Linked DNA regions of Homo sapiens: region 2 is linked to region 1. A link is a loop called in an ENCODE intact Hi-C map of the cell type or tissue named here. Cell type or tissue: HepG2. All regions are shown on one strand. Links, peaks and the distances in the headings refer to the core of each region. The heading gives the core; the rest is flanking DNA. Region 1 overlaps GLYATL3 (glycine-N-acyltransferase like 3). Region 2 overlaps MMUT (methylmalonyl-CoA mutase).

Region 1 (8,347 bases), core at 262-8,261:
ACAAGCTACCCAGAGTAGCTAAACCCCTTTAGTTTGCCATATGAAAGCAGGAAGTGAAAAAGTATACAGCTACCCACACAGGCCAGGCTCTTCTGCTCACTACTGGTTGCACTGACGTGAAAAAGATAATCTACATGTGTACTAACCTGAGAGTTTCAGAATCCTGCTTATTGGTAACTAGTCTAATAAATGTCCTGAATTCTGGCTTATCCAGTTAGCCACTCTTCTCATAGAAGGTAGGTAGAAAGAGGCAGAGCAAGATGGGAAGTTCCTTTCATTTGTGGGAAAGGAGAAAATCATTTGTTAAAAGTCGTAACTTGTAAAGAAGACAAAAGGACATGATCAAGAACACCATGAAGAGGCAATCAACAAAATCCAAGACTGTGAAAACTGCACAGCAAACACCTCGGTGTTTTAAACAAATAAACTGAAAGAATCAAAGAGTGGGGGTAGGGATTGAAGGAAAACAGGTAGATTAAAAAATTTGAGACCAAAATTAAACTATAGTGTGTTTAAGAACACACACTTGAAAAGTAGGCACTGCCTCCTTTTTTCTCATAGTCTTTTGAATCACTTAGATGGAATTCAGTGTTATAATATGAGATACTAGCCACAGCATCTGTAATTTTAATAACATTAACTCAAAAGCCTACTTATCTTTTCTGAGGCTTAACTCCCTGAGGGAGGAGCCAAGGCTCCGATACCACACTGTGTTCAATACACCTTCCCACTCATGCATTCTTCAAGAAGTCCCAGGCCCACACTGAAGAGCCTTACCAGTGGGGAAGAAACAAGCCATTAGTCATGGGAAGAGGGGAAGTCAGTTTGCAGAGAATTCAATCCAACAGGACACAGGCTGGAAAGGATGGAGTAGATGGGGATTTGGAAAGGTGGAGAAAGGAATCATACTATAACCTCTCTAAGAACAAAGACCAGGAAGGGCCAGGCATGGTGGATTATGCCTGTAATCCAAGCGCTTTGGGAGACCAAGGCAGGAGGATCACTTGAGGCCAGGAGTTTGAGACCAACCTGGACTTATAGGGAGACCCCATCTCTACAAAAACAAAACAAAACAAAACTTAAAAAATAAATCAGCCAAGTGGTGGCATGCACTCAGGAGGCTGAAAGAGGGGGATCATTTGAGCCCAGGAGTTCATGGTTATAGTAAGCTATGATCATTCCACTGCACTCTAACCTGGGCAAGAGAGCAAGACCCTGTTTCTAAATAAAATAAAGAAAAGAAACCATACCATTTTTGTGTACCACTATGAACATTGTCTAGTACAGTACTTTATATATATACAACACCTACTGAATCAAGATTTATCAAATAACTATGACAAGTGGAATCTGGGTGAGGTAAGTTCAGGGTAAATCTCACCAACACTGAGTTACACCTTGAGTTCTGTAATGGCGAGGTGTAATAGAGAGTCTTTGAAGTTGGTTTGCCACGCCAAACAAATCTAAGCTCTTGTATACTTCATAGACTTTTAGAGCTCTAAAATGTCATCCTTTATTTCGTGGAGCTTAAGGTTAGTCCGAGAGTCCAAAGTATCAATATTCTCCCAAGAAATTCTAAAGTCCCGTGAGATATTCCCATCATAAGTTTCTATGAAGATCGTGATGAGTGGTCCCAATGGGCAACATCATGGGAATTTGAAACGCCTACAAAAATTTGAAACTTAGACAATAGCTGTAATAATTTAGATGTAAGTATACAGTGGTTAGGATAATACAAGGTGGCAAACTGCTAGTATTGATGATTCTCAGTATAAAATTACTGCAACAAATTTCCTTTTTGCTTTTTCAACTAAAATGCCCACATATTAAATTATGTCTTTCTATACACAGGGCTGCAGAGTGAGTTATATGATGTTTCCAAAGCGGTTGCCAATTCAAAGCAGTTGAATATAAAGCTAACTTCCTTCAAGGCTGTTCATTTTTCTCCTGTTTCATCTCTGCCAGATACCAGTTTCCTGTATGTAAACCAAGTTTTTGCATTTGGGGCAGGACTTACTGCTATAGAAGTACACGTAGCAGTAACTGGGGTACTTAGTATCACTATGGAATATCCAGGCACTCTGGATTTCAACCATTGAGCACAAACGGGAGTATGTGTGTGAGTGTGTGTGTGTGTTTACTCTTCTCCTCTCTCCTGTGCTTGACTGCTCATAATTTCATTGAAAATCAAATCAGTATATTTGTCCATAGTTATAAATGAACTCAGAATTCCTGTGTTTTCATAGTATCCATGGAAAAAGCATTCCTTGGTGTCCTTATCCCTCAAATAATTCTAAATAATATATACTGTCTGAGTCCAAAGTTGTTATTGATTTTGCTGTTTCAGGGATGGGGGTATATAGCTGACTTATGTTGCGCTCTTATGTGTCAGGGACTACATATCTTAAATATATTATCCCATTAGTTCTTTCCACAACCCTGTGAAGTAGGACTATTATTATTGCCCCTCCCACCCCCACACACCTTTTTAAACAGAGATGAAGTAACACACAAGGGCAAATTATAGAGCCAAGAAAGAATCCCAAGTCCAACTCCAGATGCAATCTTTCAAAACACTCATTAGTTTGTATCTGCATTTATTCTTCTTTTGGAGTCCCTGCTCTGTCATTTACTAATTACCTTTCTGAGTCTCAATTTCTTCTGAATTCGTTCCTTTAAGTGTTTTTTAAATTAATATCATTTTAAATCAACAAATAATAATTGTACACATTCATGGGGTACAATGTGATGTCTTGATAAATGTATATACTGTAGAATGATTAAACCAAGCCAGTTAATATTAAAAAAAGTTGTAATATTTTCCTGACACGTTGTTTTGCAAGAGACTGAAGCAAGATAGTTAAAAATCACCCACCTCAACGAATGTTAATTTTCTTTACTCCTACAGTGAATGTTGAAGAAATTGTTGAGCAAAACAGCACTAAACCTTAAGAATGTACATTTTAAGTCATAGGAAAGCAACTGGATTTTCTTTTATTGTATTTCTAATTATGAAAATTTCAAACACACATAAATGTTTAAAGGATAGTATAAAGAACCTCCCACCAATACATAGCTGACCTTATTTAATTCATACAACTATATATTCTTTCCACTTCCTGGATTATTTTGAAGAAAATGTCCCAGACATTATCCTTAAATATTTTAATATGTAACTCTAAAAAATGAGTCTTAAAAAAAAAACACCCACTATACGGATATTACTCCTGTGTCCGAGGTCCCCAAGAACACCCACAGGTTCTATGGTTCACTATATTGACATACAGGACTCAGCAAATATACTCACGGCTATGATTGATTACAATGAAGAGATAAAATGCAAAATCAACAAAGGGAAAGGGAGCATTGTGTAAAGTCCAGAGGAAGCCAGGCACAAGCTTCCAAGAGTTCTCTCTCAGTGGAGTCACACAGAATGTGCTCAGTCCCTAAGCAATGACCTGTAATGATATGTGTAAAACGTTTCAAACTCCTGGCCTCAAGCAATCCTCCTGTCAGGGCCTCCCCAAATGATGGGATTACAGGCATGAGCCACCGTGCTCTGCTAAAAGTTGTCTACCACGGAAACTTATTATTAGACACTCAGTGCCCAGGATTTTATTGGCAGCATCCTCTGCCTAGCACAGACTGATTTCCTAGACTCGCAGAAGGAAAGCCAATGTTCAGCAAAACCCACACTGTTTGCACAACTTAATCACAGTGAGCCATTTATGTGAGTCCTGGAAATGGTAGCCCCCCTCCAGATCCATGTTCTCAGACACCAACCAAGGGTCAACCTTGCAATTCGGCCTTTTTAAGGGCGATGGCCTCAAGCCTTCTATGTTAGTCTTTTCTGCACATTCCCTTAAAATACTGTTAACATATTTCCTTAAAGTAAAATAACATTATTCATATTTCCGATATTGTCGTAATATTTTTAAGCTTGTTTTGAATCAACATCTAAACAAGGTTCATACATAGACCTCTTTAATACATCTGAAGTTTCCTTTGACTTATAAGTTCCCCTTCATCTTTATTTTTTGCATTACTTTTCTGTTGAAGAAACCAAGTTATTTGTTCTTTGAAGTATCCCATAATCTGTTTACTATTGTATGCCTGAGGTATTATTTTAAAATTTCCTCTGTCCAGTCAAGCCTTTTGAAATGGGGTTTTAACTTGAACTCTTCTGCATACAGTTAGACATTTTGTCTTTTTTTTTTTTTTCTTAACTTCCCACACAACACTGATGCAAACAATTTGCCTTTAACACCTAAGTCATTACTCAACTGCGTGAACTCTATTTTGAACACCCAGCCCTTTGGAAACAAGGTCAGAGTCTCTAACACAACTACTCCTGAAACACTTGCCTTAGCAATGATTTTATTTGCAGTGATATTTCTGCCTGCTTTAAAGTTCATTTTCAAAAACTCAATTGAAAATTCCATTAGGCCAGCTAATTTTTTCCCCCTGCTTAGTGGATAGATGACTGGCCCAGTTCCATAGCTGATAATATGCCTGAAATGTGCAATAACACTACACACCTCTAATTAAAAGAAAACACAAATTTTTACTTTATAAAAATGATGACAAGAACATTATCTCTTACCGGTCACTGGGGATAGTCTTATGATATTAATAGCTTTAAGACTGAGAGCAAATTCTGAGGCACTGTCAGCCTCATAGGCTTTCAACTAAGTAATCCATTTCAGTTTTGAGAAATTGCAGCAATTCTTTTTCTTTATCTTAATATCAGGGGCTTTATATAGTAAACTAATAAAAACTTTCATACCATTAGAATAAATACAGTGAAAGCTAGTGGCCTATACAAATACTGCCAATGGAAAAGTTGAAGGTTGGTACTATTTAACCTAGAAAACAGCAGGCCGAGGAGACAGTTTTAAAGAACAAATATGGCCAGGTGCAGTGGCTCACACCTGTAATCCCAGCACTTGCCGAGGCGGGTAGATCACCCTGAGGTCAGGAATTCGAGACCAGCCTGGCCAACATGGCAAAACTCCATATCTACTGAAAATAAAAAAATTAGCTGGGCATGTTGGCACGCGCCTGTCATCCCAGCTGCTTGGGAGGCTAAGGCAGGAGAATCGCTTGAACTCAGGGGGCAGAGGTTGCAGTGAGCCACTGCACTCCAGCCTGGGCAACAATGCGAGACTCCCTCTCAAAAAAAAAAAAAAAAAAAAAAAGAACAAACATTTCTAAAGCATGCACATATGCTTGGCATATTAAGAGATTTTATTTCTTTTTTGGCCATGGATGCATAACCACAGAAGTTCTATTCTAAAACATTTTTTTTTTTTTTTTATTGAGCAAAAGATTAGGGCTTCAAGAATCTGGACTTACCAAGGCCTCAGAGAGGATTTCAGCAGAGTCAGGACTAAATAAAAGCAATTCTGAGGGTTTTTGTTGTTGTTGTTGTTGTTTACAGAAAGTGTTAAAAGAAAAACTTTAGACAGATTAAATTTAGCAACGTTGGTCTGGGTGCAGTGGCTCACACCTGTAATAATCCCAACACTTTGGGAGGTCTAGGATGTTGGATCACTGGAGTGCAGCAGTTGGAGGCCAGCCTAGCCAAAATGGTGAAACCTTGTCTCTACTAAAAATACAAAAATTAGCCAGGCGTGGTGGCACACCTGTAATCCCACACGCACGTGAGGCTGAGATACGAGAATCGCTTGAACCGGGGAGGTGGAGGTTGCAGTGAGCCGAGATTGCACCACCGCAACTCCAAACTGAGAGACAGAGCAAGGCTCTCAAAAAAAAAAAAAAAAAAAAAAAAAAAAAAAAAAATTCAGCAACGTTTATTTGAGCAAAGAACAGTTCATGAATCTGGCAGCACTCAGAATGAGAAGTTCAGAGTTATACCCACCAGTGGGAGATTTTATACGCCAGACACAGAAGCAAAGTAGGTAAATCCTCTGATTGGCAACAGTTAGGTATATTTGGGCATGGTCTGCTCACTTACCTGCCTGTGATTGACTTGTATAACAAACTCAGCTGTGCATTATAGTTCTAGGGTTGGTTTTGTGTCAAGTTAGGTTGCAGTTCAACACGCGGGGACTCAAGGTATGGAGGGAGCTGCAGGCCAAACTTAATTTATTTAACAACAGAAACACTTTCCTTAACCTGTGCTGAAGGCAAAAGCAAGTGAACATAAAATTAGAAGCAACGACTTAAATTTGATGTAATAAGTGTTTTGTCTTCTCAGAAATGAAACCCGGAAAGGTGTTGGTAAATCGGGAATGGTGGATTCTAACTCACTGAAAATCTTAGGTGCCCTCTCAGGGATGGTTTCTCAGTTTGAACCAATATGAAAAGAGTAGTTATAGGTCGGGCATGGTGGCTCACGCCTATAATCTCAGCTCTTTGGGAGGCCGGGAGGGGTGAATCACGAGGTCAGGAGTTCGAGAACAGCCTGGCCAACATCGTGAAATCCCGTCTCTACTAAAAATACAAAAATTAGCTGGGATGGTGACGGGTGCCTGTAATCCCAGCTACTTGGGAGGCTGAGGCAGGAGAATTGCTTGAACCCGGGAGGCAGAGGTTGCAGTGAGCAGAGATCACGCCACTGCACTCCAGCCTGGGCGACAGAGCAAGACTGTGTCTCGAAAAAAAAAATGTGTAGTTATGTATAACCACATGAGTCTGAGGTCCTATTTGTTTTTGTGTCATTCTGGTCTAGCAAGGGGCCTTCCCCACGACTAACCTACCTGAGTGTTGCCAATGCGGATCTACTCAACCGGACTTGGTCCCGGGGAGGCAATGAACAATGTCTCCGGTACATCGCCAACCTCATCTCCTGCTTCCCTAGTGTGTGTGTCCGGGATGAGAAGGGAAACCCGGTCTCCTGGTCCATCACAGACCAGTTTGCCACCATGTGCCATGGCTACACCCTGCCAGAACATCGCAGGAAAGGTTACAGCCGGCTGGTGGCCCTCACGCTGGCCAGGAAGTTGCAAAGCCGGGGATTCCCCTCTCAGGGGAACGTCCTGGATGACAACACGGCGTCTATAAGCCTCCTGAAGAGTCTCCATGCTGAGTTCTTGCCTTGTCGCTTCCACAGGCTTATTCTCACCCCTGCGACTTTCTCTGGCCTGCCTCACCTCTAGCCCAGTAAAAAACTGCAGTGGTTTTATTACTTTCCCTGAGCATACACACACTCTTGGCTGCCAACGAGGGGAGAGTTAAAATGGGAATCAGGGGACTCTTGAGTTGTTGGAAAGGGTCTGGAGAATATATACAGGATCCACTTGAGAAGCCTTAATTTTTCGTATCTCAGGTTTCTCCAGTAAATAGCTGTGGGGGTGAAGAGTAGCTGTGGCTGAAGACTGAGGACGATTGTCCTCCTGTAGGATCCACTGTAGGAGAATAGGTTCTAAAGCCAGCAGTTTTAGTGTACTAGGAGAAATTACTGCATGAGAACAAATGATTTAACAGAGGACCACGTGGCTACTGCTTTTTGATTGCTGCTTGGACCTCTGCTCTGTATTCTTAAAGCCACACCGCTTCCCTACTGCCATCATATTCCCCTGTCCCCACTGCTATGTCTCATCAACCTCTGTTCCTAACACCTCTGCCACCAAGTTCTCTGTAGAGTAACCTCCTTTTTCCCCTTTAATTACTTGCTCTTTACTTCTGCCTAGGACTCTAGCCTATAGTTCACTGCCCTGGGAATGTTCAAATATAGTGGTTCTTACATTTTAGTGTTTATCAGAATCACCCAGAGGGCAGGTTGCAACACACATCACTAGGCCTCTCCTTCTACGAGGTAGGGCCCAAAATTTGCATTTCTAACAGCTTCCCACTGCTTATTTGCCTTGGATGAATGACAATATGGGCATTTTGATGCTATAAACAAATGCTGTCACCATAGAACTAGACTTTACCTATAACCTATTTCAGCCCCCTTATTTATAGTCTACTTTCCCATATAAAACTAAGATTTATATATAGGGGTGTTTGGGGGTATGCAAATGAATATATAACATATATGCATACACATATATATACATTCTCTTCATTTCTTTTATATGTATAGGTATATACTCATAGAATTTTGATAAGATAATAAATTTTAACCCTTTGATTACATATGAAAAATTTGAGGACCAGAGAAAATAAATGACTTTTTCAAGATTATATTCTTTATAATCAGTACTGGAGGCAAAGCCAGAATGCTGCCATTTTAATTCCAATCTGTTATTTTCACTAAATCATGTATCCTTTTTTATAATGAAAATTAAAATGCTTACATAATTAAAATATTAATTTTAGTTTTCTCTTATTCTTGTCATTATTTCTTAATTTGGGTTCTGATTGCTTGTGTATGTATACC
Region 2 (8,347 bases), core at 1-8,000, 71 kb before region 1:
CACCCATTTCTTCAATTTCATTAATGAGCTAAAAAGAAAAACATTAACAAAACTAAAAGAGAATATTAAAAATGTGTGTAAACTATATAAATTTGTTATGAGTGTTATATAATTACTAATATTAATAAAATTATAAACTAAATGTTAATGTTTCATAAGAACAGAATTAAATAAACATCAAAGTCATTAATTAGAATTTGTGTGTTTATAGTTACTTGAAAAGACAACTAACAAGTATATTCCAAAAAACACAAAACCTCTTAAGTCTTGGGAGAAAATTAAAGCAACATCAATTCTCTAATCTTTATTTTTAGGTACATAAAGTTTTCATAATTACATAAAGTCTGTAAGAAAAATATATTTTAAAATGCAATTTACTTTTGATTTGAGCTGCAGAGAAACAATGTAACCTCATCTTTAATGAAATCAGGAAACATTTAAACCTTCAATCATAGCTTCATATATGAAGGCAGAAAACAGACAGTGGAATGATATATGACTTAGCAGAAAGGATCAAGGTCAACCTGCTTTTCCCTGATGAATTCAAGAAAGAAGAATCTATATTGGATTCTACGTAAGTGTAAAATGAGAAGCTAAAAAGAAGAAGACAATTTGAGAGTCTGCAACCACCCCTCTCTCATTCTGTCAGGAGAACCAAAGTTTACTGTCTACAGAAAATGAACTCGAGACACAATGAACTATCAAATACCAAATACAGACAGAAGTAAGGGTAAGATGTCTTACTGAAATAAAAGCCTGTACTCTGACTAAAGACTAAAAACAAAAAGCACAGAGAGAAAATGGAGACAATACAGGATGTAAAAGAAAACTTCAGAAAATATCATGAATTCAGAATATAAATGGATTCTGTACTAATGAAACAAATGAAGATGACATTAATTATAAGGGGGAAATTAGAAAACAAAAATGAGCTCTACGAATCAAAAATATAATACATGAATGTAAAAATAAGTAGAAATATAAAGTTGACAAATCTTTAAGAACACAGAAAAAAAAGGCAAACAGATATACTATAGAAAAGATAAGAGCAGGCAGGGAGCAGTGGCTCATGCCTGTAATCCCAGCTCTTTGGGAGGCCAAGGTGAGTGGATCACGAGGTCAGGAGTTTGAGACCAGCCTGACCAACACGGTGAACCCCCGTCTCCATTAAAAATACAAAAATTATCCGGGTGTGGTGGTGTGTGCCTGTAATCCCAGCTACTCGGGAGGCTGAGACAGGAGAATCGCTTGAACTAGGGAGTCAAAAGTTGCAGTAAGCCGAGATCACGCCACTGCACTCCAGCCTGGTGACAGAGTAAGACTCTGTCTTAAAAAAAAAAAAAAAAAAGATAAGAACATCAGCACATCAGGATATTATTTAAGGAGGTCCGTAGCTTATGACTAGGAGTTCTAGAAAGAGAACCCATATGAAAATGACAAGAAAAATACTGTCAAAGAAATAATACAAGAAAATTTCCTAGAGCTATAAAAATATTTTTTAAAAAAAGGTGAGATGAAAAAGACCCAATAAAGGTTCAGTACCATGTAGGAAAAAATACACCAAGTTATACATCAATACAAAAAATAAAGAAGAGGTCCCAATACTTTCAGAAAGAAAGATCCTGAATGAGAATGGCATCAAATTTCTGATCAGAAATATTGAAAGCCAGAATAAAAATCTAGAATAAAAAACAGATCAATGCTTATAAACTTGCTTATGAATTTCCTGAATGGAAATAATGTCAAGCTTAGTCAGGCTATTAATCAATTATAAAAATAGAATAAAGACATTCCCAAACAGGAAAAGTTTCAAATAATTTATCTCCCATGCACCATTTTTAGCAGGTTTCTATGAGATGTACTTCCAAATAACCAAGAGATAGACATGGGATTCAAGATTCAGAATTAAACAGAGGAGAAATGAAAATATATTCCTACTATAATGGCAAAGAGGAGTCAAAGAACAGCAATAGTGAGCAGAAATAGAGAAAAAACAATTTAAGTCAAATGAGAACATTAGAAGAATTCAGAAAAGATTACATTGAGATATAATTATATTGGTAGTAAGGGAGGAGGAAAAGTAGGGGTATGAATCAGCCAAAATCTAAACTACCCTACTAGGAAAGCAATAGATAGTGTCTAAGGTCTCATGTGTAATGTCTACAGTTGATAAAATTACAAGAAATAGTATACATGTGATTTTAAACTATGCAGATAAAAACAAAAATAAGCAAAGAAGTATGTATCTTACTCCAGGAAGCAGGAAAAAACAAGTGGATGATCAAAAACTGCTGTTCTTTGTATGAGCTTTTTAATACTAGCTGTCTTTTTAATTCTTTTAATAAAATACTTTAATAGAAATGTATTTTTAAATGGATTGTTTTGAAAACTATAAAATCAAATCTGAATTTTTTTTGCAAACATCGTTTAAATTATTATATAAATCTGTAAGTGATTTGATTTATAAATTTAAAATCTATAAATCTTGACTTGTAAGTTTTAAAATCTATAAATCTTTACAAATCTGTAAATTCTGAAAACAAAGTTGCAAAGTGGAAAAACTTACCTTTAAAGCAGCATCATAAACATCATTTGTGAGACATTCCATCATGTAAGAACCTCCCCAAGGATCAGCCACTTTGGGAATCCCAGATTCTTCTTGAATGATGATTTGTGTGTTCCTGGCAATTCGAGCACTTTTCACAGTTGGCAAACCCAAAGCTTCATCAAAAGAATTTGTGTGCAAAGACTGAGTCCCTCCAAATACTGCTGCCATTGCTTCTATTGCAGTACGGACAATATTATTGTAGGGATCCTAAAATATTTGATAAAAAACAAAAACTCAAAGAAACAGGTGATAGATATTGCAACTATAAACAGCAACATGATTAAACAGCAACTGCTGCATATTTTCTATGTCAATTTCCATATTAAGCTTCAGAATAGCAAATAAATTCAGACAAATTAGTTTAGAAGCCAAAATTAGAAGAGTCAGAGTTCAGTGTTTAGTGCCTCTTATAATCCTCTGAAATATCAGATATTGTTGTGCTTACTTTTATATTGCCTAAATACTTTTCTATAAGTATATCAACAATGCATTCTTTTTCTACTTAAGATTATATAGTCCTTCATTTCATAATTCACTCTTTGCTGATTATTTTGTCTACCTCACAGTATCTACCACAATGATGTGTACAAAACAGGCACTGAATAAATGTTAATAAAATAGATGAACAATGAACTGAGATATCAGAAATTTGAGTTCTAGTTTATTGCATGCCTAATTGTGATTTGGGCAAGTCATTGGATCTCTCTGAACTTCAGTTTCTTTAGCTGAAAAAATAAGCAGGTTAAAATAAAAATGATTATTAAAGTTCCTTCCAACCCTAAAAATCTCTTATTTCTCCATGTATTTATTTATTTATTTTTATTTTATTTATTTATTTATTTTGAGACGGAGTCTCGCTCTGTTGCCCAGGCTGGAGTGCAGTGGCGCAATCTCGGCTCACTGTAAGCTCTGCCTCCCGGGTTCACTCCAATCTCTTGCCTCAGCCTCCTGAGTAGCTGGGACTATAGGTGCCTGCCAACACACCTGGCTAATTTTTTTGTATTTTTAGTAGAGACGGGGTTTCACCATGTTAGCCAGGATGATCTTGATCTCCTGACCTTGTGATCTGCCCGCCTTGGCCTCCCAAAGTGCTGGGATTTACAGGCGTGAGCCACTGTGCCAGGTCTATTTCTCCATTTATAAGAACCTGAAGTTTTATTTCATACAGAGTATAATAGTTATTATTCAACATTTAAATGTATAAAAGCAATGTAACTTTGCACATATAAATTATTTTTAAATGTACCAAAATAATTTCATATGTAAAGAGAACATGTATAAAAACAAGGCCATAACTATACAATTTTTAAGAGAACAAATTAAATTACCCAAGTAAAAACAGTCTTTAAACAGTCTGCTTGCATGCTTGCTTAAATACATAACTTTAACACATAAAATATGTATGTATATATAATTAATTTTAAATAGGCAGTTTTATGTTAAGAATTATAACTCTTACAATTATATGAGAGTACTAACTTATGACTTTTGCTTCCTTCTCATCATCAAATTCTGTTTTCTTTCTTTCTTTGTTTTTTTTTTTTTTTTTTTTAGACGTAGTTGTGCTCTTGTTGCCCAGGCTGGAGTGCAGTGGCGTCATCTTGGCTCACTGCAACCTCCGATTCCCAGGTTCAAGTGATTCTCCTACGTCAGCTTCCCAAGTAGCTGGGATTATAGGCATGCACCACCACGCCCAACTAATTTTGTATTTTTAGTAGAGGTAGGTTTTTGCCAGGTTGGCCAGGCTGGGTGCCTCGGCCTCCCAAAATGTTGGAATTACTGGTGTGAGCCAACTCGCCCAGCCTTGTTTACTTTTACAAGTGTTTCAGCACTACAGGGAAGCTAGGATGTAAGTGATTTTATATTGTTAACCACCAGAGGGAGACAATTTTTATTTATTTATTTATTATATTATGTATAATTACAAACCTAAGTATACATTATGCTTCAGAATATTTATCATTTCAAATATTAACAGATAGCTTCTTAATTCTATTTCCTGCTTGTGCCACATTGCTCAGAAAAAATATATATATATAACTTTATTAAAATTCTACATTTTAAATTATATACATACCTGCTCAGTAAGTGACCATCCAGATGTCTGACAGTGTGCTCTTAGAAGAAGAGATTTTGAGTTTTTAGGCTGAAACATTTTCTCTATTAAGTGAGCCCAGAGTCTTCTACCAGCTCTCATCTTTGCTATTTCCATATAGAAATTCATTCCAATTCCCCAGAAGAAAGACAACCTAAAATAGTAACGTTAGGTCCAGAATTTAATTAAAGTTAACAATATAGAGCAGAAAATAAAACTAATTGTATCACACACTAGAAAATCAAGGTCTATATTTTAATTTCGAAGAACTTAATTTGAATTAAGATCAGTGCACGTACATTTATGTAACTTTAAACCTAACATAAAATTACAGTTTTATGCATATGGAAGAAATTTTGCTTCAGGTAAGAATTATTCACTTTGTAATTGGTTTTCTTAATGAAAGAATCTCTTCCTATGCCCTTCATTAAATAAAGATTCAATTTATTTAAAAAATGTATATTTTAGGAATACTCAATATGTAAGACAGGAGTCACCTATGAATGAAATAAAACAGCAAATTTGCTTTGTTTAGCCAGAAAAGTGTTTTGTAAAAGAATGATTGTGCATTGGTCTAGGCATATACTTCTCCAATTTGTGCCCTTCACCTCTCCCTTTTATCTTATATTCTGTGCTGATTTAAACATTTAGGTTACTTGCCTGTCTCTAAAGGCACAAAGCTTGCAAATCTACTTCTGACACATTTTTGGAAGTTCTTTTTTTGAGACAGAGTCTTGTTCTATTGCACAGGCTGGAGTGCAATGAAGCAATGTCGGGTCACTGCAACCTCCACTTCCCAGGTTCAAGCGATTCTTGTGCCTCACCCTCCCAAGTAGCTGGAATTACAGACAAGCACCACCATGCCCAGCTAATTTTTGTATTTTTAATAGAGACTGGGTTTCGCCATGTTGGCCAGACTGGTCTTGAATTCCTGGCCTCATGTGATCTGTCCGCCTCGGTCACCCGAAGCACTGGGATTACAGGCATGAGCCACCACACCCAGCCTTGAAAGAAGTTCTTAACACAGCAGTTTTCAAATATTTTGATCTCAGGTTCCCTTTCTACTCTTAAAACTTACTGAAAATTCCAAAGAATTTATTTCTTTATTTGTATAATATCTATCAATATTTTATTTACTAGTTCATTCAAAAGTAACAATAAGGAAGGGCACAGAGGCTACTGCCTAGAATCTCAGCACTTTAGGAGGCCAAGGCAGGAGGATAGCTTGAGCCCAGGAGTTTGATACCAGCTAGGCAACACAGGGAAACCCCATCTCTACAGGAAAACTTAAAACTTAGCCAGGTATGGTGGCACACACCTGTAGTCACAGCTACTTGGGAGCCTGAGGTGGGAGGAACCCTTAAGCCTGGCAGGCTGAGGCTGCAATGAGCAGTGATCATGCCATTGCACTCCAGCATGTGCAACAGAGCAAGATCCTATCTCAATAATCATCAAATCAAATCAAAATAAACCCACAACATGTTAACATTAGTAACATTTCTTATGAAAAATAAGTATGCTTCTTAAAAAAATATATATATATATAATAAAAGCATCATTGTTTTACATTTTTGCAAATCTCTTCAATGTATGGCTTAAGAGAAAACAGCTGGAGTCTCATATCTGTTTCTGCAATCTGTTGCAGTATCACATATCGTGTAGCTTCTGAAAAACATCACTATAAATTCTTGAGAAAATGAAAGTGAAAAAGGCAAATAAAGCTCTAACATAAGCATAAAAACAGTTTTGATCTCAAATACCCCAGAAAGAGTCTTAGCAATGCCCAACTGTTCTTAGACCACACTTTGGGAACTGCTGTCACAGTAAGTACACAAATCCCTGGTACAAAGGAGCATTTCAGTAGTCTATAAACACTAAAGGCAGAAGCTATGTTTTCTACATGTTGTATTGTCAGCATATAGGCTAGTGTTTGGCACAGCAAAGCTTAGCAAGTGATTGCTGTACTGATTGAACCACCGAATGACTTTCGACTTCCAAATTTAAATATTTCATAAACTACATTTAAGTTTTCCCATATTTTTCATACAACATTATTAAGAAACTGTTGTGAAACAAATGTTTCAACAGCACAGTGGATCCCAAAACATTACATTAGATAGTGCAACAGAAAAAAAAATAATAATAGATGAATTCTGTATTCTAAAATGGAAAAATTAGAAAAAACTGTCTCAACATTATGTTTACATTTTAATGTAATTTGTTAAAATGTGGAACTTAATTGTGTTCTCTAAATAGCTGGAGACAAGATATTCCTCAAATTTACAAAGAAGTACAGCCAAATTTAATTCTATTTTTTATTAGAAATATTGGCTTTTTCTCTCATTATCACTCAGATAAAATATAAGAAAATCTAAATCTAGCCTGACATTTATATTTATAAATTCATTTTATCAATATATAAAATGGTCCTATGCATTTCTTAATGTTGAAACAATATCTAGGTTTAATTTACTCACCTTGGTGCAAATTCATCAATTGTCAGGCCAGCCTGGAGTCCAGTTCTAGAGTACTCCAATCCATCTGCTAAAGTATAGGCCAGCTCCAGAATGGCATCAGCCCCTGCTTCCTGCATATGGTATCCACTAATTGAAATTGAATTAAATTTTGGCATGTGCTACATAAAAAAAAAAATTGTAACAGTGAATAAGTAAAAATATTAAAAGGTCCTATTAAATCCACTTTCTAAGCATAAACATTATTTTAAAATGATGTTAAATTCAAATAAACTTGGTAGTTCATAATGTTAACAAAATATTTAATGCTTATTTGTTACATTTAATTTGCTTTCCAATTTAAATGGTTCGTCCATGAACCATCATCAGGACTGTACCTACTTTATTTTTCTGGTGGACAAGAATTTATACTAACCATTCTGAAAGTTTAAATTGTGGAATTAGCTAGCTGAGGTTAGGAATGTAACCTTTGGCCTGAGAACTAAATGAAGCATTTTTAATTCCAAACCAATGACTTGGACCTCATAAGAGGTTGTAGACCCAAACCTTGGGTTAATCTGCTTAAGATGTATAAATTTATTATTATTTACTAGTTATTAATTTTCTAGTTTGAATGAAGGCATCAAACATGAATAAGTACACAGTAGGAAAAAAAATAAAATGATTTGATTCTTAGTACTATATGTTGAAACAAAATGGGATAAAATGCATGGCTTTAAAAATCAAAGATTTCAGTTTGATTTACTGTGACATTTAATACTAAGCATATCCCAGACAGGTTCTTTCCACCACAATCACTACAAAAACTGTATTTCCACTATTCCCCTAAAATTTCATGTTAGGTAGAGTACATCACACATATCCTGCACAGCCAAGAAAAACTATCTTTACCAAGAGTTAACCAAACATAAAATGCTTGCTACACAATGCTTGCTAGAGTTTGGAGATAACAGTAATTACAAGGGTTGATAAAGATAAAAAGGGTTGATGACGATTTTCTCTGTGCCATGAAATAATGATCTAACTTTAACGTAGGTAAGGAGAAGGAGTACGTTGCTGGTAAGAAGCAAAGAGTGAATAATGGGGGGAAATATAAACAAATTGCTCACAGGAAAATGAAGGAGGAAAATGTGTCCCTATGGAAGGATTTTTCCCATCATTCTTATTGGG

Evidence for each region. Peaks named below come from ENCODE experiments on the same cell type or tissue, not always from the same donor. Only the 100,000 strongest peaks of a DNase experiment are listed, where the experiment ranks them.
Region 2: it touches region 1 in a loop (4-fold over the local background); 5 of 110 quality-filtered maps call a loop at or near these places.

What each region holds. Positions count from the first base shown.
Region 1 is chr6:49,519,794-49,528,140 of GRCh38, forward strand. It overlaps GLYATL3 (glycine-N-acyltransferase like 3), which reads left to right. Exons shown (of 6, transcript NM_001010904.2): 5 at 1,852-1,978; 6 at 6,695-8,285. The coding sequence ends at 7,121. Among named protein-coding and RNA genes, the nearest start is that of GLYATL3, 24 kb to the left of the region's middle. RefSeq lists a silencer at 93-142. In HepG2, for the core only: no CTCF peak of the experiment used is centred there; a DNase peak (open chromatin) is centred at 3,348; H3K4me3 peaks cover 1,007 bases.
Region 2 is chr6:49,448,900-49,457,246 of GRCh38, forward strand. It overlaps MMUT (methylmalonyl-CoA mutase), which reads right to left. Exons shown (of 13, transcript NM_000255.4): 4 at 7,181-7,338; 5 at 4,686-4,857; 6 at 2,567-2,815; 7 at 1-28. Among named protein-coding and RNA genes, the nearest start is that of MMUT, 10 kb to the right of the region's middle. In HepG2, for the core only: a CTCF peak has its summit at 4,445 (motif pointing right); no DNase peak of the experiment used is centred there.